Linked DNA regions of Homo sapiens: region 2 is linked to region 1. A link is an interaction called in ENCODE POLR2A ChIA-PET data of the cell type or tissue named here. Cell type or tissue: endothelial cell of umbilical vein. All regions are shown on one strand.

Region 1 (2,500 bases):
CTCAGGCACTCCATCTTGACAATAAGGCCATTGCACTTGCTATTCACATTGGGCCACCTGTGCCAGCCATCCATGACAGGGGTTCTTTAGGTAGAGACAAATGGCCTGCAGGGGCGGGGACCCCCGGGGCATGGCCGTCCACTGCAGGTCCCAGGAGGAGCCCCAGCCTGGCTGGCTGCTTCCAAGAATAGAGTAGACAGAGTCTGCACGGGGCTGCCAGTGGGCCACTCCTGCACGCAGGGCCCCGGGCCCTGAGCTCATCAGTGAAGCAGGTAATTATGTGTGTGCTTTGTTCCTGCACAAAGGCACTCTCAGAGAACTTCCAAGAGGCTCTGCTTCCTTGCTGATTTGATTTTTTCAGAACTGGAGTGTGAAAGTCAAGCTGAACCTGCTTAATTGTGCCTGCGAAGGCTATTCAGAGAGACTGCTCTTGGAAAGAAATCAGGACAATTAGCTCTTGGCTGCAGGGAGAGGGGGAGCGAGCGCTTGATGGTGAATGTCAGCCTGTTCCTGGGAGAACCAAAGGGCAGAGCTGGGCAGAGTGGGGAAAAGACGGGCGGGGGGGTGGGGGGGCATCTGTAGCTGTCTCTGGGGCTGGGGCCAAGCCCACCACCTGCAGGGGGCACCAAGCTCCACATGTGGGTGTGGGGCAGCCAGGCTGGGAGCAGAGGCCAGGTCCGACAGCAAGCTCAGGGCCACTCCCCTCAGTCCAGTGAGGGTTGGTTGTGTGATCTTGGGCAAGTCACATGGCCCTCTCGGCCTCAGTTTCCCCGGGTCTGCAAAATGAGTGCTGTGCAGAATGAGCAGATGGAGCCCACTCATCCCGGGCAGTGGCGGGTGGGAACTATGGGGTCCACAGCAGATGGTGCCAGAAAGGCCTGAAGAGGGAAGTCTGCAGCCAGGCGCGAGCCTCGGTTCCCCGGCTGCCCAGTGGCCGCGCTCTGTCCCTGCCCTAGTGGCTGTTCTCTCCCCTCTCCTGGTTTTCTGCCTGGACAACAGGAAAAGGTTTCTAATTTTAATTTGAGCACCTCATTGGGCTTCCAAGTCAGAGTAGTGGAAGTGCAAACCTCAGCCTTGCCTCTTGGCTGTGTGACGTTGGGGATGCCCCTTAGCCTCTCTGAATCAGCTTCCCATGAAAAAGATGACAGGAATGCCCGTTGTTCTTCCTATGGCATCAGGAAATTAGAGTCCTGTGAGTTCATTTCCCTCGAGCTAAAGCATGCATGTGAATGTGTGCGTGTGTGTGTGTGTGTGCATGAGTGTGAGTGTGAATATGTGTGTGTGCATGAGTGAACGTGTGTGTGAGTGTGCATATGAGTGTGTGTGTGTGGCTGTGTTGGATAGAAGTGTTTTTAAATAGTGTATGTATTTTTCAACCTTTTTTGAATGGAGCCCAGGGTGTATTTCCCAAATTCTTTTTACATTATTTTAAAGAGAGGCAGCAGAGTGTTATGACAGAGAACCAGCTATGGAGCTGGCCTGAGTCTGCATCTGGGCTCCACCTCACCAGCTGTGTGTGAAACCACTTTGTTCCTGTTTTCTTATTTGTAAGTAGAGATCATATCATCTATCCACATCTCTGCCTAGGTGTGTGGACGGCTTAATACACTTGGAAGCCTCAGAACAAGGACTGGCAGTAAGTGCTCAATACATTTTATCATCATTGTTATTTTTGACGCTGAGGGTCACTGTAACGACCAATGAACCAGCCAGTGAAGTGGGATGAATCCATTCAGGAGCACACAGGGCTCGGGTGCACTCAGTGCTCACGGGCGAAGTGAGCAGGCTGGCATCTGTTTGGATTGGTCTCTGCTTGAACCCTGTTAGTTGTTAAACAGTTTGAATGCCATCCCAGGGTAGAAGAGACAGAAACTTAAGGGCTACTTACAGATGCAGGGACTAGGGGAGGGATGTGGGTGTGGCCAGAGAATCCAACCCTGGGGACCACCCATTTCCTATCTGGGCGGCCAGGGCCCTGCAGGAGGTGCCCCCGTCACTTACAAGCCAGGGCCCCCACTGCCCCTCCCTGGTCCTGCAGTCCATCTGGGATGTGAGGCTACTCAACCAAGCTCAGTTTTTGCAGCCAGGCGCACGGGGGAAGGCTGCCACTGGCTGCCATCACCGACTGCGAGGGGTTCCTCATTCTCAGCTGGCTTTACCCTTTGCTGCTCCTTGAATAAAGTGTTTTGAATTCTGCCGCACAGAGGGGACCCCGCTTTACTCTTTTGGTTTCCTTTTGCCCGAACACAGCTCACTACAGCCTCAACCTCTTGGGCTCAAGCCATCCTCCCACCTTAGCCTCCTGAGTAGCTGGGACCACAGGTGCACATCACCACACCTAGCTGATTTTTTATATTTTGTAGAGACGTGGTTTCACCATGTTGCCCAGGCTGTTCTCAAACTCCTGAGCTCAAGCAATCCGGCTGCCTCGACCTCCCAAAGTGTTGGGATTCCAGGCATGAGCCACTGTGCCCGGCCTCTTTTGGTTACCTTCATCGGA
Region 2 (2,500 bases), 120 kb after region 1:
AACCAGGCTGCGCGTTGCTTTCCCATCTCACATCACTGAGAGGTTTGTCGTCTGGGCTCTAACAACAGGCCGGGATCCAGAGATGAACAGGGCCACGTGCCTGCTCTCAGCTCTGCTTGGTGGCATCTGAGTGAAGACAAGGGTGGTTTAGCAGAGGGACGTGCTGGCCGCAGGCTGCTTGGGGTCCCTGGTGACTCCCAGTGGCCTCGGTGTGTTGGGGCAGGGTGGGATTGTGCTTCTCTGGCCCAGCCCCATGACCTAGGCTTTAAGGCAAACAGTGGGGCTGCTTCAACACTGTGGGTGGGGGGAACTTGGAGCTATAAGATGCCATCCGAGCCTCCGTTCAGAAAGACCCTGGACTCCCACCCCTCTGGAACTGAGACCTGAGGAAGGGCACCCAATCCAGACCCTCCCTTTCCTGGTGCTCCAGCCCCTCTGCCATCCTGGTGCGGGGAGCTGAGGTCTGTGCATGGGTTTGCTTTGTCAGAGCCTGAGGCAGATGCCAGGGTGAGCACAAAGCCACACTGTGTTCCCTGGGAGGCGCTATGGACCCACACAGCCGGCTGAGCCCCATCTCGGCTCTGAGGGGCTCTGCGCCAGTGGATGCCTCCGTAGGGCCTGAGGTCAGAACTCCCTGCCCACCTGCTGCCTGCATACCTGGCAGACACCCCCTACTCCAGCAGCCTGGGACCCAGATTGTCCAGGACAACTCCAAGTATAAAAACCCCTCCCATGGTCAGACTCAGGCTGGGGGTCCTGATTTGGGGTTTGGAAAATAAAGCTATGGAACACATGCCAGCATGTGCCCCAAGACATCTGCAGGGAACAGGTTGCCTGTCACCTTCATCACTGTCCTGACCCAACTGCACAAACCTTCCTAAGCTTCCATCCTCCTGATCAAAGCACCTCCACACTGAAACTGCTTCATTCATGCCGGTGTTGAGGGGTGTGAATGAGTTCCCCAGAACACCAAGCGAATGAAGCCCATGGCATTAAACTCATCCTGTGAAGCTGGAAACACATTCAGAGGAGTAAGTGATTTGCCTGAGGTCACCCTGCAGAGCAGGGGTTTATAATGGAGGAGGGGTGCAAAGTGCTCCGAGAGCAAGGCCCCTCCTGCAGATATGGAGAAAGGCTTCCTATGGGAGGTTTGACCGGGGGAAGAGTCACTCTCCAGGGCTAGAACAGGAAGGGCTGCCTAGCAGGGTGACGGCAGGTGCAACTCTGCAGAGGCATGAGGCAGTGGTGCCTGCAGAAAAGGAACCAGGCACACAGGGGAGGAGTTGGCTTCGTTGAATTCTGGAATCAGCTTCAGGAGGAATGCTAAGTCCTAAGCCCTTCTTCTCAGAGATGAGGAAACCCAGCTTCAGAGAGTTCTGGAGCCTGGCGAAGGCTCTGCAGCTGGTGTACTGGGAGCCCAAGCCTGCAGGTCCAGACCACGGCCCAGCGATGGCCTCTCAGAAGCACAACCCCAGGCCCCGAGAAGTCACATGATCTGGCTGGCAGAAGTGGCAGCCCCTCTGGGCAGGAAGCCCGTCTCCAGTGCTGAGTCATGCTGTCTCTGGCCAGTGGCACGGGGTGGCCCAGCTGTGGTGACTGCTAGGACTTCTGCTCCCCAGGCCTTCCAGCCTCCCTGGGTCCGCCCAGCTGCATGCCAGCCAGCGCACTGCCCTCCCCAGGACGTGGGGTGTCGGGAGGCCACCAGCCTCCAACCCTCCCTGCCTCTCACACTGCATGTGCAGGCCGGTGGCCCGCCCACTCGAGGGCTGTGAGGGAGGAGTGTCCGAACTGGAAGTGCAGGGCTGCAGGCTGTGTGCAGGGAGCTGGTGCTGGCTGAGGAGGGGTACTGGGAGGGGGCACATTTGCATTTTGAAGGAAGAAATGTGTTTGAGAAGTGGAGACAGGCAGGAGGGGCCTTCCAGCAGGAGGGAGCGCTTGGGCTCGGGCAGGCAGCCTCTCCTGTGGGCAGCAGAGGGAAGCTGAGGAGGGCGGCCCAGGGGCAGCAGCGGGAGGGGAGGCCCAAGGCTTTTCCCACTCCCATGAAGTCAGGAGGTGGAGGTCCTGGAAGCAAACCCTGTAGAGGGGTCCCACTTCCTGCATTCTTCCCTAGCTATAAGGCTCTGGGAGGGCCTCCCTTCCAGGGAGCAGCCTGGTTAGGAAGAGGAGAGCCTGGGAGCTGAATAGAGAGGCAGAGGCAGGACCCTGGCCCGGGCAGGAAGGGCTGGGCAGCACCGGGCTCCACGGGTGGGGCCGGCCACCGTTAGGGTGTCACTGGCCTCTGCCCTTAGTGGGGCAGTCAAGCCCACGGCCACTTTCGGGCAGCACGGCCTCTGTTAGACCATGCTGAGATGGCAGGGGAGGGAAAGGATGGGCCTTCGTGGGTGGGGACTCCACCAAAGCATCGCTGGGAGGCCATGGTTCTAAACCAATTACTCCTGACTCCTGGGCACACAGCCCTGGCCCCTCTGAGCTGATGCCTCCTCTGGGACCTCATAGAGGG

What was found. Peaks named below come from ENCODE experiments on the same cell type or tissue, not always from the same donor. Only the 100,000 strongest peaks of a DNase experiment are listed, where the experiment ranks them.
Region 2: POLR2A ChIA-PET joins it to region 1 with 16 read pairs; 2 of 35 experiments call an interaction of 5 or more read pairs at or near these places.

What each region holds. Positions count from the first base shown.
Region 1 is chr2:10,162,773-10,165,272 of GRCh38, forward strand. It overlaps a transcript of RRM2 not described here. Among named protein-coding and RNA genes, the nearest start is that of MIR4261, 29 kb to the right of the region's middle. RefSeq lists enhancers at 157-762, 763-1,367. In endothelial cell of umbilical vein, no CTCF peak of the experiment used is centred here; a DNase peak (open chromatin) is centred at 1,119; H3K27ac peaks cover 2,140 bases.
Region 2 is chr2:10,284,148-10,286,647 of GRCh38, forward strand. No RefSeq gene overlaps it. Among named protein-coding and RNA genes, the nearest start is that of HPCAL1, 18 kb to the right of the region's middle. RefSeq lists enhancers at 1-520, 1,660-2,159. In endothelial cell of umbilical vein, no CTCF peak of the experiment used is centred here; a DNase peak (open chromatin) is centred at 1,534; H3K27ac peaks cover 1,579 bases.